Regions from separate parts of the Homo sapiens genome. Here region 1 is linked to region 2. A link is an interaction called in ENCODE POLR2A ChIA-PET data of the cell type or tissue named here. Cell type or tissue: A673. All regions are shown on one strand. Each heading gives the region's core, and the rest is flanking DNA. Links, peaks and the distances in the headings are about the cores only.

Region 1 (12,373 bases), core at 6,515-11,514, 180 kb after region 2:
AGATTTAAAATTCAGAATCTAGCTGATATGCCACTTAAAACTATTTGATATTTATATTAAAAAATTAAAAACTTTTAGACAGTATTGTCCAAGGATGATTTTCCTTAAACAGATCACAACAGTGCAAAGGACTGCAAACTATTTAGACTAGCAGTACGGAATAGAAATATAATGTGAGTTCCAAATGCAAGCCACATTTGCAATTTTAAACTTTCTAGTAGTCACACTTTAAAAAGTAAAAAGAAACAGGTAAAATTAATTTTAATAATATATTTTATTTAAATCACTATATCCAAAATATTATCATTTCAACCTGCAAGCAATATCAAAGATTATTGAGTTATTCCACATTTTTTTTTTCATGCTAAGTCTTGGAAAGCCAGTGTACATTTTACATTCAATTCAGAAGGCTCCCTTCTTCATACTTGGTGGCCACATTGGCTCATGGCTGCCATACTGAACAGTGCACGTAGAGACTCAGGTGACTGAAAGAGGTGGACAAGGTTGATGAAGGCCGCAACGAAGTAGGAAGAAAGTGCAGCAGGTTTTGGCATGTGAGGAGACACTTCAGTGATCCAAAGTACAATGATGTTAGGTCAGGCCGCCAGCTCATATTGCCAAAATTGCAGCTTTGTAGATGATTATTAAGATGGGCCCAAGAAAACAGTATAACATTCAGCATTTCAGCAGAAGTCTTTTCCTATTTCCACAGTCACCTTTTCTTGGAAACAGACACGCACATGGGTGCACATGTAGGGGAAGATGTGATGCAGAGTGACTAAAGTTTCGCCTAGTAATTATAATAATTTTGTTCTTTTAACCACACCTCGAGCAAAGGATCTGTGAGGTGTTTATTTATTTATTTATTTATTTTTTGAGATGGAGTCTTGCTCTGTCGCCCGTTGCTGGAGTGCAACGGCGTGATCTCAGCTCACTGCAACCTCCGCCTCCTGGGTTCAAGCAATTCTCCTGCCTCAGCCTCCCGAGTAGCTGGGATTACAGGCGCCTGCCACCATGCCCGGCTAATTTTTGTATTTTTTAGTAGAGATGGGGTTTCACCATGGTGGTCAGGCTGGTCTCAAACTCCTCACCTCAGGTGATCCACCTGCCTCAGCCTCCCAGAGGGATCTGTGAGTTTTATTGTGTGGGGTTTAGGCAGTCTCTGGCCCCTTAGGAGAGAAAGGAGAAGTAGAGGTCCAGAGTTGCATTCCTCCATTTCACTGATAAAGGAAGGAGGCTACAGAGAGCCTGAGAGTATAGACTGCAAGACCAGACCATACCTTAAAAGAGCCCAGGAAATTCTGTTCCACACCCTGACCAAGCTTAACTCACAGATCCTGTAAGTGCTTTCTGAGGCCCCACAAAGGCTTATCCTGCTCTGTGCTGTGGCTTGCCTCTTCTGAGGCCAGACACATGGCACACTTAAAACACCTTCTGCTACCAGGCAGGGCAGTTGTGTTATCTTGAAACCCACTTTGTTGGGCCTCAGAAAGCACTTACAGGATCTGTGAGTTAAGCTTGGTCAGGGTGTGGAATTCCCTGGCCTTAAATTAAAAGCATTTATTTTAGACCGAATGGTAGATGTTTTAAACTTTAAAAGAAAAAAAAATATGAAGACCTATATACAACTTGAAGAAAACTGAGATACCATTTATGAGATACATCCAAATTATCAGAGAGTAGACTGGTGCGAGGTTCCACGTGAGTGGAAAAAATTTCTCCAACACCGTTACTCACCACCACTGTTACCAACACCATCACCAGCATTACTACTACCATAATTGTTACTATTATAGGCGGTCTTCCATATCCACAAGTGCCACATCCATGGTTTCAACCAACCACTGATGGAAAATATTTGAAAAATAAAAAATAACAATGCAACAATACAAGTAAAAAAATACAGTATAACAACTACTTACATAGCACTTACATTGTATTAGGCATTATAAGTAAACTAGAGATGATTTAAAGTATATGGGAGTATATGGGTCGATTATATGCAAACACTATATTATTTTACATAAGGGACTTGAGCATCGCAGATTTTGGTGTTGGGGAGGTGCTTCCTAGAACCAATTCCCTGTGGATACTGAGGGAAAATTGTACCACCATCATCACCACCACCAACATGCCTCTCCTTCCATTTATCTGCTCCATGTGGTTGGGAAAAGGACCTAGGAAAATAACATTTTGTGGGGAGCTTCTTTTGCACTTAGGGCTACATCTTCCCAGCAGGTTACAGGGTCATGGTGTGGTAGGAATTGGAAAGTGCAGCATCTGTAAACCAATCCACAACCCAAACAATTTTTTCCTATTCTATAATGATGAAAAGTCACTTGCTGAGCTACCATCGAACAGCAGAATAGAAAAGTCTAAGAAAGCAATTAACTAGCAGGGTGAAAATACAAGTCAGAGATGACTGCTGCTGAAACCCCATGGGGAGTAATGAGATAAGAATTCTTAGGACTTAATTCATAACAGAGACAGTCAGAGTGTGGAGGAGTGGATGGGTAGGCAATGACTCATGTTCCCTGCCCAGGGTACAACCTCAAAATAGTGAGACTGATCCTACAGGCATATATGAAAACCAGTCTCAGAACTGCACTCACTAGTCATGGATGATCTTTGTGCTGGTTAATTTCTAAGACTGCTTTTGTAACAGAGTGGTGCCCTGATCACAGCTAGTTTACAATCAGAAGCAGCTGAGGAGGCTGGTTCTTCAACATGTATGATCTTGAGCAAGCTTCCTAATTCTCTGAACCTGTGTCTTCATCTGCAAAATGAGAATAATTCAGTATAAATTAGAAAATGCATAGTTAATTACATAGAATCTTCAAAACATATTGGGAATGATGGTGATAATGTGGACCTTGTTTACTAGCAGAATGCTTGCCTTATCTCTATTCATCTCCTCTACATTCCTAGGAAATAGGTACTATTATTATCTCCATTTTACAAATGAGCAAGGTTACTAAAGCTCAGCAAGGTTAATGTCACATAGCTTGCAGAAAGATTTCTTCTACTATACAACTTGATCTCTTTAACATGTAAACTGTGTAATTTGCAATAGTTTGAAAATCAATGGAAGATGAAAATGATCCAAACCCCAAAAATAAATACATATGGGAAAAGTTACGATCTGGACCAACTGCATTCAAAGGAAATGCAGTTTTATTAGTTTCAAGGACATACAGTAACCAGAAAATGACTAACAAGTGCTGGCAGTTCGGGCCCAGACTTAGTAAATAGATAAAAATGATTAGCATATCTAAGAAGTTCTTGTCTTGCTTTCTATGATGGTTAATACTGACTGTCAACTTGATTGGATCGAAGGATGCAAAGTATTGATCCTAGATGTGTCTGTGAGGGTGTTGCCAAAGGAGATTAACATTTGGCAACAGTCAGTGGGCTGGGGAAGGCAGACCCACCATTAATCTGGTGGGCACAATCTAATCAGCTGCCACTGAATATAAAGCAGGCAGAAAAACGTGAAAATGCAAGACTGGCCTAGCCTTCTAGCCTGCATCTTTCTCCTGTGCTCGATGTTTCCTGCCCTCAAGCATGGGACTCCAAGTTCTTCAGTTTTAAGACTCGGACTGGCTCCCCTTGCTCCTCAAGCTTGCAGACAAGCCTATTGTGGGACTTCGTAATTGTGTAAGTTAATACTTACTAGACTACCCATTATATATATCCTATTAATTCTGTACCTCTAGGGAACCCTGACTAACATACCTTCATTTTGAATAGAGTGTTTTATAAATAAAAGAAAACTGAAGTGTTGGAAAACAAATTATTTTCTCTGGTAAGTAAATGTTTTTCAACTATTACTTAAAATGTTTATTTACTTATTAAGCATTTTTTTTACAGATAGCATAAAAGTACACTTCAATCCCTGCAGAAATAATAAAAAAATTAGAGATTAAAAATATCCAAATTGTTTTATTGTAAATGTTAAAATTTCTAACCAGCTTGTGTTTTAATTCTTTAAAATATAATGTTCTAAATAAATGTAAATTTCTAAAATGTTTTTCAAATCTCAGTTATCCAAACTTCACAAAAAAGATTTATTCTGGTATCAGCTATGTCCTTTGTTATTTTACAGAGTTTTTGAGAAATGCAATTTTTTTTGAAATTAAATACTTAGGTAATTTCTGAGTACTCTTTATAATAGAAAATGGAAAGACAGAGAAGAAAGTGTTCAGACTATAGGCTTTGACAACACTGGTGGTAAGTCTGCCCTCAGTCATGAACCCAAGACTTCCATTCACTTTGGTGTCCCAGACATGGCCCAACTTGGGTGTGGAATCTTTTAGCTATTGCTGTTAATCCATGTAAACTATCTCAGTGAAATGTGTTCTCTTTAAAAGTTAATCAATCATTGCAAAAGAACAATGAGTTTTTTTAAATTAGATATAGTGGGCCCAAACCATGCCAAATATTTTGTGGTTTTCTGGGAATACAGAAAAGGTAGTTATTGGTATTGAAATAAATGCAGATCTCAGTAAGTCCCAGCTGTTGAACATATGATCACTATTTGGGAGAACAAATAGCAATATTTTTTCCATCCCTGGAGTACATTCTGCTCTTGATATGCATGCATAACTACAATAAACAATTAATGGGAGTTACAGAGAAAGGAGACTAAAGGACTACATTTCTTTTCTGTTGCCTAAATGAAACTTCATTTGGTTGATATCTGTCTAGAGTTAGATTTCCATATGATATAAATGCTGCGTTAGTATTTTAATTCCATTTTGATAGGATGTCTTTCTTTAAAAAAGCCAACGAAACATCTGTAATAAATTTTTATTAGGTAGTACTTGTTTTTTATTACATATTTGTGGATATAACTAAATTTAATTCTAAACAAACAAGTACTAAGCACCTGCTTTATGACCAGCACTATAACCTGAGAAGCAAAGGAGAAGCACCAGGCACTGCCCTTGAAGAACATTAAGTTTGAGTAGACAGGTAAAACATGTTTATCCAAAATCACAGATATGTAGAGTTGGAAGGTACCTCAGAGGTAATACAATCTTGAGTTTGCATATTGAAATTCCAACACAGAGTTAACAGAAACAAGTGAAATATCCGAACAAGTTGAGCATCATATCATGTTGGTGTCTACACCTGATGTTAAGGGACAGCTGCTTTCTTTCTCAATGAGCTTTCTGCCACCCCAAAATGTGGGTCTATTCTGATCTTTTTCAGAGTGTATATAATTCCAAGCTTTCCAAAATTTCTCAATTTTTAAACATTGTCAACTAATTTGAGTTTTACTAAGTCTGAATGAAACACATAGGTGGGCCTTATCCAACTAAGACAGAGCAGGAACCCTCTTAAGAGTCTGCTGGGCACCTCTCACCATGCGCTCCAAGCATGGAAATAAAGGAAAATCTTGAGTTCCTTCAAGGGAAATTCCAAGCACCTAGCGAGCCTCCAGAAGTAAATGAGCAATTTAGCCCTGGCGCAGTGGCTCACGCCTGTAATCCCAGCACTTTGGGAGGCCGAGGCGGGCGGATCACCTGAAATCAGGAGTTCAAGACCAGTCTGCCCCACATGGTGAAACTGTCTCTACTAAAAACACAAAAAATTAGCTGGGCATGGTGGCATGCACCTGTAGTCCCAGCTACTTGGGAGGCTGAGGCAGGAGAATTGCTTGAACCTGGGAGATGAAAGCTGCAGTGAGCCAAGATTGCGCCACTGCACTCCAGCCTGGGTGACAAAGCAAGACTGTCTTAACAAAAAAAAAAGGAAATGAGCAACTTGATAAGCAATAAGGTAACAGTAGCTTAAAACAACAGCCAAGAAAGTTATTCATTAGATGTTTGATTCCCTATAGAAACTAAAGATACTAATAACACCCTAACATATGTCCCTGAGTTATTTTTCAGAAACTTGGACACTATTAAATTGAAAATGCTGTCTGCTGACATGTAGACTTCAGATAAGGGGGAACTGAGGACTGAACTATGACCTCTGTTCTTTGTTCTAAATTTCTTTCTGAGGAGCCTGGAGGAAGTCACATCCACAGGCTCAACATTCCTTTCTGCGGGCTCCAAATTGTTAGACAAAGCTTCACCTTCTTAACCAAAAAAAATCAGAAAATCTTTGAATCTACCTATGACCAGTGGGCCCCTGCTTTGAGATGTCCGTCCTTTTTAGGTCAAACCAAAGTATAGCCTTTATGTGTTGATTCATGACTTTACTTAAAACCTCTGCCTTCCTGCCTTTAAAAACCCCTACATGCAAGCCATCGGGGAGTTCAGGTCTTAATCATGAGCTTCCCAATTCTCCCTGCTTGGCACCCTGCAATAAATGCCTTATTTTCTTTCACTGCAAATCTCAATGTCAGCGTTTGGCTTTGCTGCACCGGGCAGGCCAACCAAAGTTTGGCTCAGTAACACAATCTGTGGCCTGCCATTTTGCAACCTCTGGTCTGCAAATGAAAGGCCTAACCCCTTGATTTTACAGATGTTGAAAATGGTCTGTCCAAAGTCTGAAATTATTTGCCAGGACTCCCAGTCCAAAGCTTTTTTCACATAACTATATCCTCTCTCAACAAGAAAATAACTAGATGACTCAAAAAGAAAAACACTGTGTTATAAAGCAACATGTTAAAAATAAATTAAAGCACAAGATAATATAATGAAAACTACAGGGGTAAATCCTGTGGGGAAGAGAAGTAATATAATGCTCATGGCAGGAAGAATTTGAGAAGGCCTTTTTTTAAGTGGTATTTGAGCTAGATTTTGAAGAAAGTGACTAATAAAAATTGACAAAAAGAAAGAGTGAACGGAATTCAGTAGAAGAAAACACATGTCTAAGGATTGGCAAATAAATATGCAAGACATCACAGAGAATTTGTTGGCTTAATCGGAGAGTAAAAATTATGTCAGCATAATTCATTCAACAAATATTTATTGGGTTCTGCGTGTCAGGCACTGTTCTAGGTCTTAGGAATACAGCAGCCAGTAAGAAAGCCAAATTCTAGGCCCTTGTAGGCTATTTATTCTAGTGGCACAGATAGATAATAAGCAAGTGAAAAATAATATGAAGTACTATGAATAAAATACAACTAAGAAATGTGACAGTAGTGGCTGTACGTGTACAATATTAGACAGGATTGTCAGGGAAGGCCTCGCTGAGGAGATGGCATTTGGACTGAGTCCCAACAGAGGAGAAGTCATGCAATGACCCATGTGAAGAGCTCTCAAGGCAAGAGAGAAGCTAGCACACAGGGCCTGGCTAGGAAGGGACAGGAAGAACAGAGCATGGCTACAGCAGAGTGAGCTGTGGTGAAGATGGCAGGAAATGAGGTCAGAAAGACAGGCAGACACTTCTTAGGCCTGGGTAAAAAGTCTGGAATGAAATGAGGTTTCCTACAGGGAAGCAGTATAAGTTGATTATAAATGGAGAGTTTCCAACAAGAAAGTAGCATTATTTGATAAGAAAAGGAAGTAGATAATAGAGATCCTTGAATTGAAGCTGACGGAATATAGTCAATTTCTGGGAGATGCTATAGATTTCAGTGGGCAGAACAAGAATGAAAATGGTGAATGAGTCTCTTCTGTTTACTGAGTGCAGAATGGGTTGGGGTCAGGAGCTCTGGGTGAACCCTGGTGTAGATGCCCAGGTATAAGGGAGGATTATAATTCAGTCAGGAGTGGTGGAAATGAAGAGGAGGAAGTATCATAAACACTAAACAGAATGAATGGATATAAGTTGGAACAAATGAAATAAAAAAACTGTTGAGAGAAACATGCACGTTTCAGTGCTGGGAGGCCATTTTAGGAAGTGGCCTTAATGACTAAGATGAGAGAGAACTATCAAGATGTAAACTTTTAGGGAATCACAAGACATGTATTACAAGCAATTAGAAATATAAAATTAGAGGCCTTGGGGGTGACAGGTCAAGGCAGCAGAGAGGTTTGGAACTACTCTTTGTATCAATAAAAATGGAAGCTAACAAGAGGTTTAACTCCCAGAAGGTAATGGAAAGGAAGAGAAAGAAGTAAAAAAAAGAAAAAAATCCTAAATATATCCACAGCAAGGGTGAGAGTTCAGTGTCGCTAGGTGTTTATTCTGTTTTATTTTTTAAATTGGTCTGTTCAGTCAAGGAAAAAAGAACAAAGCCCCTTTGTGAACTCAGCGCTGGAAAAAAACAGCTTGCTGGAAACAGACAGCTATTATTTATCAATGTAATAAACACTAATATGTTTTATTGTAAGAAAGTGTTATTTGAAACAAAATTTAAAGACACTTAAAATTTACACTCAGTTGAATGGATTCTCTGTAATCTTTACTTACTATTGATGATTACTCAATGTCTGAATGTAAATTTGAGTCTTTTCCTGGATTCTCTAGCCTCCCTACACAGTCTAAGGCTGATAGTCCTGAACTTGAAGGCTCTGAGTTTACAAATCAAACTAAACAAAACTTCAGCCAGACTTAAAAAAACAAACAGCTCTTTACTTTAACCATAGAAAAGCATTAATTTTATCTTTCAACAAAAATAAAATTTGATAAGACCTTTAATAGTAGAGGAATAACTGTTTTAGCATAGCATAGAGCAGGAGATCATTTAAGGAACAAAACAGTTGATTGTTTTATAGGAAGACCCTTGACTATTGTCAGTTCCTCTTAAAAATAAGAATCAAAAGCCAGGCGTGGTGGCTCATGCCTGTAATCTCAGCACTTGAGGTCACGAGTTCGAGACCAGCCTGGGCAATGTGGAGAAACCCCATCTCTACAAATAATAATAATAAAAAAAAGCCAGGCATGGTGGTGTATTCCTGTAGCCCCAGCTACTTGGGAGTGTGAGGTGGAAGGATCCCTTGAGCCCAGGAGGTGGAGGCTGCAGTGAGCCAAGATCATGCCAGTGCACTCCAGCCTGGATGACAGAGTGAGTCCCTGTCTCAAAACAATAATAGTAAGAATCAGCACGGTAAAATGAGAATAGAGAAAAAGAGCAAGGACCAATTTTGCCATTCAAAATGCCACATGGTGCATTCCCTGAAAAAATTCTGAGAAAATTATACCATTCTGAAAAATTCTAAAGGAATTTCTCTGAACTGTTTTTAAAATGCTTCCACTTTTGTGTTTGTTTTTTGGGAAAATTACTAGTATTGTTTTTGTAACATTAAATATGTTCACCAGTGCTCATCATCAAGAATTAAAACAATACAAATCTGAACACGAAAAAAAATCTCACTTTTTACCACATATCATTAAGAGTATAAAAACTTATCCAACTGGATGCAGTAGCTCACACCTGTAATCCCAGCACTTTGGGAGGCCAAGGCAGGAGGATCACGAGGTCAAAAGATCAAGACTACCCTGGCCAACATAGTGAAACCCCGTCTCTACTAAAAACACAAAAATCAGCTGGGCATGGTGGCGTGTGCCTGTAGTCCCAGCTACTCAGGAGGCTGAGGCAGAATTGCTTGAACCTGAGAGGTGGAGGTTGTAGTGAGCTGAGATTGTGTCACTGCACTTCAGCCTGGCGACAGAATGAGACTCCATCTCAAAAACAAACAAAAAAAAACCGTATCCAGATTCTTTCTCCGCATATATGTAAATGAGAAGATAGGTAGACAGAAGGGTAAAAATGTAGTATGGAGATAGAGAAATACTTTAATGAAAGTTAGGTACTGTGTTGCTATTTTTGGTAAACTGTATTGCATTTCATTTGACCTGAATTTCAGTAGAAGAAAAGGCAAAAAATAAAGGAGGAAAAAGAAGGACTAAAATATCAGAAAACACAAAAAGCATTACAGTACTTTGGCCTGTGGTGCCATGCAATTATCTATGAGGTGTGCTAATGCTTTGATTTAGTAGACATTTATTGGCTTTATGTATGTTACGTTATGTATGTATGTACATGTTTAATACTTCATTTTGATATATTACCCTGATTAATCTATCATGTTTAACCCATTCAGTCATAATGTATAAAATGGCTTTCCATCAAGAGAACATATTTTCCATTGATATATGCTAAAAACTAAGAGAATGTAGTATAGGCAATCCTCTCTTTGCATAGTTCTGATATGCATGAATTTCAGTTACCACATTTTAATTAAATAATACTAGTCCTCCATTAACACAGCTCAAGTTTCAGTTACCATGGTATATTAACTGTAAGTAATCATATAAAGTACAAAGTTTGCTCCTAGCTCTTGACAAATCACTAAGTAAATAACAGACACATATCATGATCCATGACCAATTACATCACTTCCTTCAGAATAGTGTGTGATTGGTCACTGCACATCTGTTATTCAGTTTACCCCCAGAGAGCAAAGTGTACAGCTGTGTTGTCTTCTTGTCAACCAGTGATTAACCCCTGTAACATTTTCTAAAAATGGGTAATCAAAAAAGTGAACTGACTAACAAAGATGGAAGTACAGCAAAGAAATGAAAAGTGAAAGTGCTGGAAGTGAAATTTGAATCCAATGTAAATGGAGTTATAGAAGAAAATGCTGACTGTGGCAATGTTGACACTGCTGGGGTTTCAGAGCTTCTAGATATGCAGCCAGAGGAACTCATCAACATCAGTGAGTAAAGTGGTTGTGATGAAAAGGATGACAATGTCCCAGAGGAAGTGATTCCAGGAAGATATTTCACATTAAAGAAACTCTAGGAGGCCAGGCGTGGTGGCTCACGCCTGTAATCCTAGCACTTTGGGAGGCTGAGGTGGGTGGATCACCTGAGGTCAGGAGTTCGAGACCAGCCTGGCCAACATGATGAAACCCCATCTCTACTAAAAATACAAAAATTAGCCAGGCTTGGTGGTGGGTGCCTGTAATCCCAGCTACTCAGGAGGCTGAGGCAGGCAGAGGTTGCAGTGAGCCAAGATTGCAGCATTGCATTCCAGCCTGGGTGACAGAGCGAGACTCCATCTCAAAAAAAAAAAAAAAAAAAAAAAAGAAAGAAACTCTAGAAGATATTTCATGACATAAAAAATGCAAAGGATAAATTGTTGGAAGCTGATTTAAACCTAGAAAGGTACATAAAATTCGCCAAGGCATAGAAAAGATATGGTAAGTTATACAATGAGAAGAAGGCAAATACTATTGAAACTACTCTTGATGAGTTTTTTACAAAAAAGTAAAATACTTTGATCCTCAATGTTTCTAATGTTTTATAGTATATTAAATGTTAATTTTTACTATTTTTTCATTTCTTTACACATTTGTAATGACTGTAAGAGAGTTTTTAATGTTTTCTCAAAAATTTGTCAGGGACATGGAATAATCATGTCCCACTGATTATTAAGATCACTTCCCATGGCTTCTGCTTGCAGTCTTTTTCATGATCCTGTGCAAAAGTGAGGTCTGCCTATACCTAATTATATCATGCAAATTAGGACTTAAATATATTTTGTCTCCATTTCATGTATCTTGACTGCCTAACTAGATTTTTAAACTACTTAATTGCAGAAATAAGGCACCCTCTAACTTCCACATTGCCTACCTCACTTAGAACATCATTGAATATTTGCCAAGTGCTTAATTAGTACTTACTGATTCACTAATTATTATTATATTGAATGTTAGGGTGTTGATAGTGTGAAGTCATAATAATAAATGTTATTTTTTTCGTTAGAGTATAAACTTTACCCATTCTACTTTCCACTGTTAGGGCTATAAATATGACCTCTAGACTGTGCCCTGCTAGCTCCAGGGTGCACTGTTGCAAACAGTGGCCTGTGGATTTGCTTCATGTACAACCTTTATAATCCACAGGCAGCCCTGATGCACATTCCCAGAACCTAGAACAAAGGCACAGAATATTTGTTGATGAATTTAATTAATAATTACTGTGACTGCACTGCACATTACTTTATGCCAGATGTTTTATATACATTATCTCATTTTATCTTTACAATAATAATCCTATGACCCCAATTTTATAGATGAAAAAAGCTTAGCTCAGAGAGATTAAGTGACCCACCCAGGAAGGACATGTTAGAGCTGGAATACGAATCCAGGGCTGTCTTATTCTAATGTGTCTCAGCCACTACAGTGATGAAAAACTGACATCAGTGCCATCAAATGATGTGGAAATGGATTATACAGAAAGATGATGCAATTAAAAATCTCTTCAAATTCATTTTTTTTTAAATCACAGGCCTATTTTGACAAGGTGAGTACTTCTCATCAAATTTATGTTTGCATAATTTTCCATTTATAATTTCTCTTATGATATTTTTTAAAAAACTAATTCTCAAAAAGAATCACAAAAATGTATTTCTTATATTAGCCATAAGTGGGAAAATATGAGACATAAATGGTAAAAAATTATATTATGATTATTTAAGACAGCCTCTATATTTATAGGTCACTTTAAAAAGTTCTTCTGTTGT
Region 2 (16,775 bases), core at 7,101-12,100:
GTTTATGTAATTCCTCTTACATATAACTGCCTTAGACTCCAGATAGTACAATTTTTATGAGTGTGAGAGAAGACGGACCCCATGGTACCTTCTAGTCCCAGGTGGAGTAGACCTAGGCACAAGAATCCACCAGATCAAAAGCTCTTTCAGCCAATCAGGAGCAAAGGAGCAGTGCCAATAGATCCAGAGCTGACACTAGGGTTTCAACAATTCCCACAGTACTTTATTGTGTAGTATCCTCTAAGCTCATATTTTTGTGGTATGTCTAAGGTTTGTGTCTCCTGAAGCTTCATGTCAGAGCTACTTGATAGTCGTAAGCACACATTATGGTTCAAAAGCAACTCAGGGTTTCAAAGAAAACCACAGTCTACAGATGAGGTCAGAATTTCTTCAGGGTGTAAGTGGTGATTTGTCTCAGTCTCATGATTTTCATGTACTCATTTCCCAAATAACTCCAGTCTCAAAGAGCGCATCTGAAATGTTACACCTCTTGCAAGAAAGTACAGTACAGTGATTCCCTGTTCCAGGACATTATATGCTTTAGTGAGTCATTAACAGAATATTTCATTTTCCTACTAAGGTGTCAACTAAACTCATAATCCCTTCTAGGGTCAGCATGATTTCCTTCTAATTGATTTAGTACATACTTAAAGATTTCCTGATGTCCAGTTCTGGGAACATCACCATCCATGGGGTCATCATGAAAGTGGTCACAGTTGTCTTTAAAATCTGCAAACAGTTCTCAGAACAGTTAATGTGATGTTTATGCACATCTACCCCTAGAAAACCAAACTATTAATTTGCTTGTGCGGGAACACTTTGGGCTCATCTGTACAGTCATTTATTTTGGGGCAAGTTCATTCCTTGCCATGAGAATTTTAACTATTTATGTTATAGCTTTTGGACTTAGTTGTTGTCAGTTGGGATAATTGTATCCAGTAAACCTTTTTTTCTTCTCCCCATTTTTTTTTTAAAGTTTTCTTTTGTTATTATTGTTGTTGACTTTGAACATATGGTGAGGTTTTTTTTCTCTTTATATTTTACCAGCTAACTTATTTGATATATTACAAATAAGTAACACAAAGTACATAGTAATTTACTAAAGAAGAAAAAGTTAAGTCACATTGAGTTTCCTGGAGACAAAGAACACCCCTTTCTTTTCTCTCAGGCCATTTGGGATATAAAATTAGAACAAACCTAAGAACATGTTGGTATGTATCTTTGTGCTTTGGTTGCCAAGTACAAGAGGTGAAACATGTCTCCAATAAATAACTTTGGGGGTACACACTCGTGCTGGACAACCCGAAAATAAGCACCCTGTGCTGGAAAGAACAGAGTGCTCCCTTCAGTAATTTAAAAGCATCTTTTCCTGATTGTGGCTGCCCATACATGCTGGTAGTTCAGTTGGCAGGATCATTAAGTACTAAATGCTCCACAGGAGAGAACAAGCCCAAAGTGCTCCAGGAGTGCAAAAATGGGAATGCTCAGTGCAGACCTGAGAAGAGAGAGTCCAGAGGTGAGCCCAGAAGAGCCAACCACATTCTGGCAGGATGGGGAGCAGTCTGGCTAGCAGGGCCTCCCAGAAGTTAAGGGACACCAGGGCCACTTCCTTTTTTTTTAAGGGTCCTAGTATATTAAAAAATAAAAGCTGAAGAGGGTGTTAAGATTGTGGTATATTTTGGGTGTTTACAACAATTACAATTACAAATTGAATATATTTATATCCCACTGATATCTTTCCAGGGTTGTTCCACCTCATTGGAGATTACAACCAAAGTCCACATTTGAGGCTACCAGTGAATGGTAGGCCCCAGCTAAACACCTTCCTGGCCGCCACTGCCACACAGTTCACCACCAGTTTGGACCAAACAGTCCAACTGGCAAGGTACATGCTGTCCTTAGAGTTTCTTTCTTACCCTGTAACCTGGAAGGCCCATGTGCCAAGCAGGCCCTTAATAAGTACATGTTGAATAAATGAATAGACCAGTCTTGAAACATCAGCAAGACCATTCTCATCTTGTTCCGTTCCTAAAATGCTTCCCCTTCCCAGGTTGACTCCCCTCAACCACGTATCCTACTCACCCTTGAAGTTCTAGCCAAGCACCATGTTTTCTGTGAAGTCTGTCTGCTGCTGTTATTATACCTACTTTACTCTATATGCTCAAAAGTCCTCCTGTATTTACAGTTAGAACCATGTATAATAGTTTGGCACCCCCACTCCCACCCCAGCCTAGAAAACTCAAGTTCTTTACAGCCAAGGACTATGTCTTACTCTTCTTTTGGATCTATAGTGTAAGGCCTAAAGTTTTTTGTGCTGCCTTGACATCTTTGAGCTTCCTGGAGCCCCCAAAGACTAACTGTGAGTTCTGCTTTTGCCAGATAGGCCCTCCCCAGTGGAAAAGGCTCCTCATCTGGCTAGTTTCCCTATTAGCTAAATGAGCTGCACGCTACCTGGTCTTCAACCTAAGGGGTTCTACTTCCCTGCCAGCCTGTGAAATTATTCAAATAAGCCACTCATCCTCCAGTGGGAACCAGGGGTCACCCCAGCCTGTGTTGCTACAGAACTTGCCTCCCATAGGCCATGCTTGTCCACTCTACTCCTGAGTGCAACCCCAAGTGACGCTGCATGGTGTCCTGTGTCCTCCCCTAGGCTGTGAGCTTATGTGAGTCATAAACTGCCATCAATCTCATCTGTCCAGTGTTGGGTGCTGGATGTTCCACTATCTCATACTATTTAGGGTGGGGAATTCCTCTTTCAATAATGGAGTGAATAGAAGGTGATCAGAACAGTATCCCACACAGAGGTGTCACTCAATAAATTTGTGCTGATTGCATCATCTTCATTTGATGAAGTTCCTAGCCAAGTAGAAGACTGGAAATTAATTAAATATTTGCTGTAGATGACTATAGATTTTTCTACAAATAATCCATTTGAAACATATAGCAACAGCTTCTATTTGCATAATTATGCTTCAAGCAATCTTTTTCTTTACTGTTCACCATACTGTTAACCAATAAAAGCAAAACTGCCTAAGAGCAAATCTGTACTTAATTTCTGTACTACCGATCTGACATTTACATTGCAATTCTTAATAACTAATCGAGGTAAATTGTAACTGTGTCCAATCATGGAAATAAGATTCCAGTATCAGTCAACATTGGGTATAATCAAGAGACTAAAAACAACTGAAAGTGCATTAGAACTCAGACTTTCCCCCCACAATGACCTACTTAATGTATTTCATTGTCTCCCTTTATCTCACTTCTTTGTAAGCAAAATGGCAACACTTGGAGGCACTGAGAGACTTGTCCTAGAATCTGCAATTAGTTTTCTTATTAGTGTTTCAGGGAGAGTTTCATTCGCATTACTGTTATTTTATCACTTGGTTTCCAAGGTCCAAAAGGAAAAAAAAAAAAAAAAGGCCACGTATTTTCCCTTCTGGGGGCTCCTGCTTTTTATCTTAAAGCAGTGGGGGTGGGGGAACATGTACACCAGCAAGCAGTTCTCCTGTCCAGCTTCCAAGTCACACTCATTAGTAACGGGCCTCAGCCCCTCCCAGCACCCGGCCACTTCTCTCCTCTGCTGAGGGCTGGAGAGGGTGGGGACTGGGGCTCTGAGAGGGACCAGGGGATCAGGAAAGCTCAGATCCACGCCTTACCGCTCCTTGACCACACTGGAATGTGATGACTAGCTTTTTTCAGCCTGGGCTCTGCATGACAAAAGTTAGTGGAAAACGGTCATCAAACATTTCCAGCAAGCTTCAGACTTCTCCAAAGGACAGGGCCCTTCTCCAAAGACCGCCTGGCGCCTGGATTAGGCCGCTCCTAGCCTAGCCTCCCTGCTGCTCCTTTTCCCAGAGTGGTCGGTACACAGGACGTGCCGAACGTGCGATTATTAGAAGGCTATTACCAGAAGCAAGGGGATGTGCTCAGGGTGAGGCGCAGGCAAGGAAAAGACATTTCCAAACAACCCAAACAGCTTGCGACTGGGGACAAACCATTTCACCAGGGCGGTGGGGAGCCAGCCGGCCGGCCGGCCGGCCGACCCGGGGTGCGTGTGCCCAGAAGCTGTGCGGGCTCAGTGTGTAGACGCTCTGGCTGCGCAGCGCGCGTGCTCAAGTTCCAAAGCGCTGCACTCCACGGCGGCTGGAAAAGGTGGAAGAAGGACAAAATAAAACGAAATTTCCCCACACATCGCTAAAGGGAGGGGGCAGGCAGGGGGCCAAGCTCTGAAGAAAAGCTCTAAGAGATCTGTGGTGAACGGAGGAGAGACCCAGGGCAGAGGCTGGTGCTGTATTTGTGTCCAAAATTTGCCCGCTTTCCTGCTGTTTGCTGCTGGCTTGGTTGGCCAGAAAAAGTCCCCACAGTTTACCCCTAGATACGGAGGCCTTTCTCAGTACTCCACACACACACATTATCCGGATTTATTTAAATAAGAAAAAAAGTAGAGGGAAAAATATTTTTCATAAATATCTAGTACTAATAGTTTCATGTATAAACTGCCAGTAACTGCATATATACATACATGTATATGTTTTTAAACCAGAACATACCAGAGTTGTGTAATCTATTTTAAAAATAATTTTATTGTGGTAGAAAACTCAGAACTTAAAATTTACCATCTTAACCATTTTTCAGTGTATAGTTCAGGAGTGCTAAGCATATTTACATTGTTGTGCAACAGATCTCTAGGACTTCTCCATCTTGTAAAAGTGAAACCCCGTTCAACGCTAATTCGCTCTCCCCTCTGCCTTAGTAACTGCCTTTCAACTTTCTGTTTAATTTTGACTATTTTAGACTCTATATCTGAGTGGAATCATGCAGTATTTGTACTTTTGTGAATGTTTAGCATAATGTCCTCAAGTTTCATCCGTGTTGTAGCATGTGACAGAATTTCCTTCTCTCTTAAGGCAGCGTAATATTCCATTAGATGTATATACTTTTATACATTTTCTTCATCCATTCATCTGTTGGTAGACATTTGGGTTGCTTTCACCACTTGGCTATTTTGAATAATGCTGTGATAAACCTAGGTGTGCAAATATCTCCTCAAAATCCTGCTTTGAATTCTTTTGGATATATACCCAGAAGTGAGTATATATGCTGGATCATATGGCAATTCTATTTTTAATTTTTTGAGGAACTTCCATACCGTTTTTATAGTGGTTGAACCATTTTACATTCCCACCAACAGTGTGCAAGGATTCCAATTTCTCTGTATTCTTGCCAACATTTGTTATTTTCTGTTTTTCGGATATTGGCCATCCAAATAGGTATGAGGTGGTATGTAATTATGGTTTTGATTTATCTTTCTCTTATGATTAGTGATGTTGTGCATTCTCTTCATATGTTTGTTAGCCACTCGTACATCGTCTTTGGAGAATTATCTATTCAAGTCTTTTGCTTATTTTAAAAATCAGTTTATTTGTGGTTTTGTTATTGAGTTATAGTAGTTCCTTATATATTCTGGATATTAACTTCTTATTAGGTATATAATTTGCAAATATCTTCTCCCATTCCACAGGTTGCCTTTTCACTCTGTTGATTGTTTCCTTTGATGTGCAGAAGTTTTCAGGTTTGATATAGTCCCACTTGTCTACTTTTGCTTTTGTTGCCTGTGCTTGAGGTGTCATAGCCATGAAATCATTGCCAAATTCAGTGTTCTGAAGCATTTCCCTTATGTTTTCTTCTAGGAGTTTCATAGTTATAGGTGTTAAATTTTGTTCTTTAATCTATTTTGAGTTAATTTTTGTATATGGTAGAACGTAAGAATCTAACTTTATTCCTTTGCATGTGGATATACAGTTTTCCCAGCACCACTTTTTGAAGAGACTGTCTTTCCCCAGTTGTATCACACTTATCTTTTCATGTTAAGAAATATATTCAACTTCATAATTTTTAAGGCTGCATAGTATTTCATACAAGCAGATACATCATGATTTACCCAACCAGTCTTCTATTATTGAATAGCATAGATATGTTCAATTGTTTCTGGATCATAAAATAAAATTTCCTTCTCTATGTATTTGGCTTCTAGAGTTGTCACTTTAGCCAGGCTTTTTGAAGTTTCCATATTCTTTCCAGCACTGCTGCTCACGAACTGCCACCTCCACGCCCTTACAAATGCTACTTTTTTACTGCTAAGAATTTTATCATACTCCATACAAACATTATGCAGAAATTCAGTATTCTTTTCATTGTGGTAAGAAAGTGCAGCTGGGAGTCAGGAAATGTGGGTCCTAAACTGAGCTCTAGCGTTGTGGTAAGAAAAGCACAGTGTAACAGGTATGGGCTGAATTGTGTCACAACAAAGTTCATAAATTGAATCCCTAACTCCCAGTGCCTCACAATGTGACAGTATTTGGAGATAAAGCCTTTAAAAAGTGATTGAGTTAAAATGAAGCCATTGGGGTGGGGCCAAATTCAATCTTACTGGTGTCCTTATAAGAAGAGGAAATTTTGACACACAGAAAAAGTCCGGGGACTTGTGCACACAGAGGAGAGACCATGTGAAAACATAGCCAGAAGTTTGCTATCTGCAAGCTAAGGCAAGAGGACTCAAAAGAAACCAAACCTGCTGCACCTTGATCTTGGACTTCGAGTCTCCGGAACTGTCAGAAAATACAGTTTTGCTGTCTAAGCCACCCAGTTTGTGGTGCTTTGTAAAAGCAGCCCTGGCAAATGAATACAGCAATGCTTGAGTAAATTACTTGAATCTGTGGGCTTCAGATTCTTTCAAACAAACTACAGGATGAGATTATGAGATCTGGACTATTCTTAAAGATGTGATTTATTTTAATGGGGTTGCACTAAAGAGAACACTAGCACACATAACCGAAAGTATAGAGAAAGGACAGACTTCAGGGTTGATTCTGTGGATTAATCTTTCAAAGGCCCGGGTGTTTGTTTGTTTGTTTGTTTGCCTCTTTGCTCTGCACACCACAGTGTGGACTTTTTCCTAAGTCTAGGTATCTTTACGACGTGGAGATAGATGACTGCCAGCAGCAATAAGGGCAAAATCCTTTCTTATTTACATCTAAAAGAGGCCAGCACACTTCTACTCATATTTCATGAGTCTGAATGGCTTAAACATGTCCATTTCCAACTCACTCACTCATTTAGAATTAAAGGTACTGTGAAAGGCTTGGAGCAATAATCTGGCTGGAAAGGACATAGAGAGGCAATAGTCACGTCCACTAACGCTAGGAACAAATCATTTAATTTCTGGTTAGCTGTGATTTCTATGTAATCATCATGCATACTCATGAAAGTGAGATCATAATCTACAAATATATTTCAAATATAACATTTTAAGAATACGAACCTTAACAGTTAATATATTGAGTATATTTTGTAGAGATATTTAACTAAATATTTAATGATTTTTGATATCATTGTTTCCTTTGTGCAGTTAGAAACCAATATATTATTTTCAGGTCTTAAGTATTCAGGCCCTGAAAAGCTCTTAGACTTTAGGCATTGTGTGCAATGAATGAAAAAGCCCTAGAGGCAAGACTGAAATGTGATGGTAATTAAGAAAATCCAAAATGTGATAAACTATTTTGTTCTTTGCTAGAAGAAAAACTATGTTAATGGGAGAAACAAAGTCCCTCTGGAAGCTGAGAAAGGGGAAACAAAACTTGTAACAATTTTCAATGTGTATCCAGCACCATCCACTGAAATAAATTTTGACTAAAAAAATCCAAGAAGTTGTGGGCAGGCACTACTAGAAACCCCTTTTCCGTACTGATATATCCTTGCAGCTATGTGTCCAGCAAAACAAAAACAAAAGCCAACAAAAAAGCAACAAATAACAATAGCAACAATACAACAGGAAAAACAGAAAGAACTGTATTTTTCACTTTTGCAAACCCGGGTATCATTTGACATAATACTAGCCAATGAAATACAAGTGAAAGTCTGCTGAAGATTTCTGGAAATCTTTGCTTTACTATAGATGTCTCCTTTCCTCCTTTTTACTTTCTTTTTCTTCCTCTACCTAAAATGCAGACATATGGCTGGATGTGGAGTAGCCATTCTTTGACTAGAAAGTGACCAGGAAGAGAAAAGCCCCACCCCAAGGATGGTGAAACAGGAAAGGCAGAAAGAGTCTGGAGGTTGATGATGTCGGGAAACTGCCACTCCAGTCCAGGAGTGCCCACCTCTAGAAACATGAGAAAGAGAAATACCTATTTGGTTGAGGTACCTAATGTGGTTTCTGTTGCATGCTGATCTGATTAACGTAACCACATGGAAAAAGTTAAAAAAAAAAGGTAAAATTAATTTAAATAATACATTTTATTTATCCTATATATACATGTCATTTTTACATGTAGTCAATATAAAAATTATTAAGAATGTATTTTACAATTTTTCACTGGAAGTTTTCAAAATATGGTATGTCTTATAGCACCTCTCAATTAGGACCAGCCACATTTCAAGTGTTCAATAGCCCATGAATTTGTCTAGTGAGTACCATATTAGACAGTGCAATTTTATAGCCTTAAGTATCATATTTAAAAGTTTTGAAATTTAACTACAGAATATAAACAGAATCATAATTTAACTTCTAAGAAAAATGAATATATTCAAAACATTAATGGCATTGTGTTTATTTCAAATTGTTATGGCTTATAGTTTTTGAAGATGAAAACCAAAAATGTAGTTAATTTTCAAGATGTTAACCCAAAGTCAGGGATATCTGCTGAGTCCTCTTAACCTTAGGTTGCTTCTTTCATAATAACATTTTGGGGTTATTGTAAAGAAGAAATAGAAGCCAACAAGAAATAAAACTAAATCAGTTACCACAAATAACTATAATCAGCATGTTAAGAAACTGTCTTCTTGATTTTTTTTTTTTTTTTTTTTTAGACAGAGTCTCGCTCTGTTCCCCAGGCTGGAGTACAGTGGCATGATCTCGGCTCACTGCAACCTCCGCCTCTCAGGTTCAAGCAATTCTCCTGCCTCAGCCTCCCGAGTAGTTGGGATTACAGGCATGCACTGCCACGCTAGGCTAATTTTGTATTTTTAGTAGAGACGGGGTTTCTCCATGTTGGTCAGGGTGGTCTCAAACTCCCAACCTCAGGCGATCTGTCTGCCTTGGCCTCCCAAAGTGCTAGGATTACAGGCGTGAGCCACCGCACCTGGCCCTTGAATTTTTTATGTATCAATACTTTTTTCCCACCCGAGATGGAGTCTCGCTGTGTCACCCAGGCTGGAGTGCAGTGGCAGGATCTCCGCTCAATGCAACTTTTGCCACCTGGGTTCAAGCAATTCTTCCTGCCTCAGCCTCCCACATAGCTGGGATTACAGGGGCCCACCACCATGCCCGGCTAATTTTTGTATTTTTAGTAGAGATGGGGTTTCACCATGTTGGCCAGGCTGGTCTTGAACTCCTCATTTCAGGTGATCCACCTGCCTCGGCCTCCCAAAGTGTTGGGATTACAGGCATGAGCCACCATGCCCGGCCTATCAATACTTTTAAGACAGTTGAGGTTACACATTTTATACTAATTTTTATTTTTAGCATTATTTCATAAGCATTTTTTATATTAAAATTTTTTCAAAAACATTCTCAATGATTACCTTATACTATGTCTTCATATGAATAAACTATAATTTGTCTATTACTTTAATGCAGATACTTAGGTTGTTCCAAACTTTGTATTACTGTAAATAATTTGTTCCACTATCTTCATACATAAAACTATTCTCACAACTTGCTTTATCTTCTTAGGATAGATTCCCAGAGGTGAAATTACTGAGACAAAATGCGTGAACACTTCTTAATCTTCTGATATAGACTTGCCAGACTGCTTCCCAGGAAGATTTGAACCAATTTACCCTCACAACAAAATTGTGTGAGCCTTTATATCCTTACATACTGTTACAAGCATTCTGTATTAATCCTTCCTTCCTTCCTTCCTTCCTTCCTTCCTTCCTTCCTTCCTTCCTTCCTTCCTTCTTTCCTGCCTCTCTCTCTCTTTCTTTCTTTCTTTTTTTTGAGACAGGATCTTGCTTTGTCACCCAGGCCGGAGTACAGTGGCATGGATCAAAGCTCATTGCAAACTCCACCTCCCTGGGCTCAAGTGATCCTCTCACCTCAGCCTCTTAAGTATCTGGGACTACAGGTGCTGTGCCACTATGACCAGAAAATGTTTTTATTTTTTGTAGGGCAGTGGTCTCACTGTGTTGCCCAGGTTGGTCTGAAACTCCTGGGCTCAAGCAATCCTCTTGCCTTCCAAATGCTGGGATTACAGGTGTGAGCCACTGTGCCTGGCCCTGTATTAACCTTTTAGAAAAGGTAATGGGGGAAGAGAAGAGAAGGGCTAATTTATGAGGAAACTATGTCTCAGTGTGCTTTAATTTTGATTAGTTGATTACTAGTTAGAATAAACATTGTTTGCTTTTGTTACGTAACAACTGCTGTTTGTCTTATAATTTTTTATGCAGTTTATGTATTAACAATATGAATACTTCATCATGCTTGTTTTAAACACTTTTCCAGTTTGCTTACCTTTACATTTTATTTTTTAAAGTCAAGTTTATTGTGGTATACTTTACACACAGGGAAATTCATCCTTTTTAGTATAAAGTTCTACGCATTTTCAAAAAATGTATAAAGTTTGGCAATTAGCATCACAATCAAAATATCGAATACTCCATTACTTCCAAAAATTTTCCCCATGACCTTTTATAGTCAACCCTCCTCCCACCTCCAGCCCCTGGCAACAACCCATCTCTTTTCTGTCCCTATAGTTTTGCCTTTTCCAGGATGTCATATAAATTGAATCATATATAGAATATAGCTTTTTGAGTCTGGCTTCTTTCAATTAGCATAAAGCATTTGAAAAAAATCCATGTTATTTGTATATGTCAGCACTTTGTTCTTTTTTATTGCTGAGTAATATTCTATTGTATGGAATCCCACATTTTGTTTATGCATATACCAATTGAAGGACATTTGGGTTATTTCTAGTTTTTGTCAATAATGAATAAAGCCACTATAAACATTCACATACAAGTACTGGAACACAAACTTATTTCTCTTGGTAAAAATCTAGTGGGATTACTAGATTGCATGGCAAGTGTATATTTAACTTCACATAAAACTGTCAAACTATTAAAAAAAAAAAAGAAACTGGTCAAACTATTTTCCAAAATGGCGCTACCATTTTGTATTCCCACCGGGATTGTATGAAAGGTTCAGTTGTTCTATGTCTTTGCTGTCTCTTGGTATTGCTGGTGTCATTTTTCATTTTGGGTTTTTTAATTGTCATTTATTTGGATTTTTTAGCTATTCTAATAGATATATGGTGGTATTTCATTATAACTTTAATTTGCATTTCCCTGAGAATGCAAAAACAAGCAAATAATATCTAATGAAATAAATATCCTAGAGAAATTAACAGTGTTTGTGAATTTAAATTTGTTGATCTTTTAATATATTTTTCCACTTGTTTTAGATTAGAAAGTTCTTTCTCAATGAGAAAGCAGGAGAAAATTTGGCTATAATTTTAGGGTTTTCAAAAATTATTTGCTCTGAATTATCCACATTTTAATCTATCTGGGTACACATTTATTTAATTAGCTACTTGTATGATGATGGTATCTATATTCATGTTTTTCCCAAAAAAAGGCTGATCAGGTTTTTCTATAACTTTTATTGACCAATCTATTCATCTAATTTACTTGTGAAGTCTCACTTATTAAAAAATAGGAGCTGTTTCTAGGCAATCAAGTCAGTTACAGGTATCTATCTGTCCCTGCATTCAACAATTACGTATTAAGCACTTACTATGTGCCAGGCACAATTCCAGTTTCTGGGACTATAACAGCTAAAGAAGTAAAGCACCTGATTACCTGGAGCTTATATTCTAGTCAGGACAGACAGATAATAATTAAAGAAATTAGTAATTGTGTAATAGTTTGTGTGGTGATAAATGCTAAGAAGGAAAGTAAAGAAACTAAGAAGGTAAGAGGCACTGACAAGCAAGCACCCTTTTGGGCAGGTTGGTCAGACTGACCTCTCTGAGAGAGATTTGAGTAGAAACCTGAATGTATTAAAGTAGTAAGACATGGAGCTATCTGGAGAAGAAGCATTCTGAGCAAAGCCACCCCAAAATGTAAAGACTTCATAATAGGAAGGAGGCTGGCATGCAGGGGAAACAGCAAGGAGGCCATTGTGCATGAAGCTAAGCCATGGAGGTGGTGAATAGAGATGAGGTGAGAAGTGAACTCTGAGGGCTCAGATCACATACAGCTTTGCAGACAATGTTTATACTAAATCAGACATAAAACTACTAGAGTACTGAGCATAAGGTGATGTGATCTGACTTACATTTTTAGATCACCCTGGCTACTGTGTGGATAATTGTTTAATACATTTAATTTAAATAAGAATGAGTCTATTGAAAGAAAAATAATAAGTCAATGATAGTGCAAACAGTACTTGGATACAGTAAAGCTGATGAAGGTAGTATGTTAATGCCCAAAGTGTGGGAAACAGTGGTTTAACTGGTTACTGCTACTATCCAGGCAACTGCAAATTCCTGCCAGATTCTCTTATGACCAGTCATTTTCCTTAACCTTCTTGAAAATTCTAAGAGTTCTCCTACTGATTCCTCAATAGGGATTTCTCACCTTTCTGGTATTCAAGTCTGGTTCCAGGGCTTCACACTTTACAAAATTATTGCACATTTATTATTTCAGCAGAGCTTAAGGGAACTCACCTCAGAAAGGTCTGAAATCTTGAAGTGAATCAAAGCTCTCCCAGCCTCCATCAGTGATCCAGCTGTGTGCTCTCAGGGCACCAGAGAGAGAAGGCTGCATAATCACAGATAAACTGCCTTGAAGGCACATTCAGGCACAACTTCCTCAATTAACAGCACCTGTAGTTTGGGACTGGCATTATCAACAAGCAGTTCAGAGAGTTGTGGTGTGATTCCACATGTGCCGAGGAGTACCATGCTTGGACTGACTACATAAAGATTTAAGTGAAAGAAAATATAAAGTGAAAGAAAAATAAAGTTCCATCTTGTTGAAGTTACAGTTTTTCAGGTCTCTATTACTCACATCTAGACTTAATCCTGACACATATCTTATTTGTTTCACCCTCCTCAATATCAGAACCCTTTATTATGAGCTAGAAGATCTAGCATGCCACATATAATTAGGTACATAGACAGAGTCCTTATAAAATCCATAGTTTTCATTGTTGCCACATTAGGGTAATAGGTCCATGGGCATTTAAATTTTTCTTTTATGACATGTGTCAGATAAATTAGGACTAAATAATAAGGTCAAATTGATTATTTAAAGAATATCCAAAATGTCTCCTTTTAAAATGAAAATAAAATAACATGAATAAGTGATGCCTGCCCCATGCCAGGATCTGTGTGAGATGTGGGCCCCTCTGTGGTGCATGAAGCAAGCCCTGGGCCCTCAGCCAAGGTAACTGGAGTCTTGGGACTAGCTGATTGTACCTCACCTATGAGCCCTTCTAGCCTCAGCCTCCTCCCCATCACATCACACTGTCAGGCTGTCTTTCCTCATCTATTGTTCCTAAAGAACCATGGCAGAACTACAACAAGAGGTTGGAGATTTTTCTTTCATTTAGCACTTAAAATATTTGAAATTGTATGGGATGACTCAGTTCCAGGAAACTTCAAGTATCCTGTGACACTTGTTCAGTGAAGTGTTGAAAAAAGGCCTGCTCTAGGGTCTTATGGAAAGATGTGAGTAAGCCAACTTGTAGGAGGTAAGAACAAAATGTAACTTCAAGAGTGTCTCTTTCATTCCCTTGTGGTTTGCAACATCGTCTTCTCTGCCCTACTCCTACAATGTTCTCTTGAGCCAAGCCTCTGTGTGTTGGCATCAGAAAAGCTCTGCATCCCTGCCACTGGCTTCCCCATAGCAACTGGCTAGCACCCTCCTCCAAATTCTATTTATGAAAGTGTGTGTGTCTGTGTGTACTTTAATTATAAACTCCTTTGAAGGGAATACTTATCAAATAATTTTAAAAGCCTTGATATTAAACACTATTTTCTTTAGTTCTTTTATCTATTCTTTAAGGTTGGCACTGCGAGGCCCATTTTATATATGGGAAAACTAAAACTCAGTGGTTAAGAAACTTTCCCAGGGTCCCAAAGCAAGGATGTATTGAAGCTAGGCATTAATCCCAAATTCATATGATTTTCTCTATTACCTCCCTCAGCCATGCCAGAAAGAAACTGGGGTATAAATGTCACTTGCTGCCAGCAAAATGGAAAGATCACAGGCTTTGGAATCCAACATACCTGGGTTATTTCCTAGCTACGTGACCTTGGATAATAGACTTAAACTCAGTTATCTCATCTATAAAATGGGAATAGTGCCTACTTGATTCGATTGTCAAGAGAACGTAAAAAAGAATTTGACACAGGCTAGATGCTGCAGTAGCAATGACGGCTGTTTAAAATTAAATTTTAATCTTCAAGATAATGGCTGAGAATCTAGCACATGCCAGGCCTAGGCGTTCCACTTGATTTTATTTTTTTTATTTATTTATTTTTAGAGACAGGGTCTTACTCTGTCACCTAGGCTGGAGTGTAGTGATGTGATCATAGCTCATTGCAGCCTCAACCTCCTAGGTTCAAGCAGTCTTCCCACTTCAGCTTCCCAAGTAGTTGGGACCACAGACGTATGCCACCATGCTGGGCTAATTTTTCAATTTTTTGTAGAGACTGGGTCTCTCTAGACAGCCCAGGTTGTCTTGAACTTCTGTACTCAAGTGATCCTCCCACCTTAGCCTCCAAAACTGCTGGGGTTACAGACGTGAGCCACTGCACCCAGCTTTGATTATTATACTTTTAAAATACCATTAAGGAAATATAAATTCATTCCTTCTACAAATATTTATTGAACACCTACTCTAGCCCAGGACTATTTGAGGGACTAGGAATCCTGGAACTTATATTCTAGCAAGGTACTGGTAGGGGAAACAGTAAAGATAACAAATAAGTTAATTATATAGTATGATCAAAGATGCTAAGTGCCATGGGGGGAAAAGAAAGAAAAGGCATGAAGGAACAAGTTGCAGAATTATACAGAGAGGTCATAGCAGACCTCACTGACAAGGAAACATTAGAACAAAGCTTTGAAGGAGGGAATGAGTCAGCCAAGCAGACATTTGAAAGAAGAAAGTAGGTACATTTACTATGGAAGCTAGTGAAATTTTACATTTCAAGGTCTCTAACTTGCAGGGGCCCCTTCAAGTCCTGGAATCTAATTTTGTATTTGTGGTTCCTTAATGAGGATCCACAAAATTGCATATGTTTCAAGATTTTTCCCCACAGGAACATATTTTTTGGCAGAAGAACCAGTTAGAGCAAAGGCTCTGTGGTAAATGTGCCTGATCTGCTCAAGAAATAGCAAGGAAACCCCATGGCAGGAACAGAATGAACAAGAGAGATGAGAGGATCATGGAAGGGCTTGGAGGCCACTTTACGAATTTTGATTTTTATGAGGGGTCATAAGAGCTTGAGGCAGAGTTGCGATATGATCTGACTTACATTTCAAAACATTGCATATTGGGATCAGACTTAAGAGAAGCCAGGGCAGAGCACAGGAATTGTTGGGGGCCATGGCAGTAATCCAGGAGGGAGAGATGATGGTGGCTTGGACCAGTATGGAGGCAATGACAGTGGTGAGAAGTAGCTGGATTCTGGATATTTTGAAGGTCAAGTCAACAGGACTTGACTGATGGATCAGATGTGGGTTGTGAAGACAGATGAGTATTAAAAGTGATGAGACAGCATGAGGTCACCAACAAAGTGAGCCTAAAGGAGAAAAGAGGACCAAGTTCTAAGGCAGGAGGCATGCAAACCTTTCAAGAAAAGAGTTTGGAGACATTATCCTTATATGTGATTGAAGTCACTATTTCAGGTAAAGGTATATTGAGATTTAATTCATTCAGTATTATAACTTTACTATACAGATTGTTTAATTAAATTAAGCTAAACTGTAGTGTGTATGAGGCTCAATATTCCCTCTCCCACTCTGTGAAATTTAACTGAGAAAATGTATTACATTAGGTCAAGGAATTCGAGTCTACAGACAAGGGTTCTAGTACCAGTTATACTGATGATAGGACTGCACGCCAGTCATTCAAACCGTCTGTTCTCAATTGCCTCATCAGTGAGATGTGAATTGGAACAAATGTTCCTTCTTTTACTGCATTGATGTTCTTCATCTTGAGATGAGTCTGTACCCGATCATTTTGTTTTGTTTTGTTTTGTTCTTGCTATGGTGTAAGGAAGATAATTTTGAGCAAAGGCAACTTGAGTGCTTTATTTCTCTCCTTCACACCCATGTTGGTCTGTAAGGGAAGGTCACACACTGAACCGAATGCTTCAAGCAAAACTGAGTCAAAATATAATCCCCTGTCTCTTTGCAGGATTCCTCCGACAATATACAGTGAAGCTCCTGAAGTTCAATGCAATAAGAAGTGCTTCATTGGCGTGGCAAAGTGGGAACCTCCTGCAGGTATTTCATCAGATTTTTGCCATTAAAGAGAGTACAAGGCTGAAACCAGAGGCAGCAGCTCTTAACTGTGTTGGATCATGAACCCCCTTGAGAGTCTGATGCAACTACTCCTCTATCAGGTCAACAGGGAAAATCATCATGACCACCAAATCTTAGAAATGGAACGAACCCTCATTCTTTTTTTTCTTTTTTTTTTGAAACAGAGTCTCGCTCTGTAGCCCAGGCTGGAGTGCAGTGGCTCAATCTTGGCT

What was found. ChIA-PET counts read pairs that join two places held together with the same protein. Peaks named below come from ENCODE experiments on the same cell type or tissue, not always from the same donor. Only the 100,000 strongest peaks of a DNase experiment are listed, where the experiment ranks them.
Region 1: POLR2A ChIA-PET joins it to region 2 with 5 read pairs; 2 of 35 experiments call an interaction of 5 or more read pairs at or near these places.

The regions. Positions count from the first base shown.
Region 1 is chr3:156,785,870-156,798,242 of GRCh38, forward strand. All of the region lies in intron 1 of LINC00886 (long intergenic non-protein coding RNA 886), which reads right to left. Among named protein-coding and RNA genes, the nearest start is that of LINC00886, 25 kb to the right of the region's middle. RefSeq lists an enhancer at 2,486-2,555. In A673, for the core only: no CTCF peak of the experiment used is centred there; no DNase peak of the experiment used is centred there; H3K27ac peaks cover 1,293 bases.
Region 2 is chr3:156,602,223-156,618,997 of GRCh38, forward strand. No RefSeq gene overlaps it. Among named protein-coding and RNA genes, the nearest start is that of SSR3, 55 kb to the left of the region's middle. In A673, for the core only: no CTCF peak of the experiment used is centred there; DNase peaks (open chromatin) are centred at 7,159, 7,499, 8,029 and 9,829; H3K4me3 peaks cover 229 bases; H3K27ac peaks cover 5,000 bases.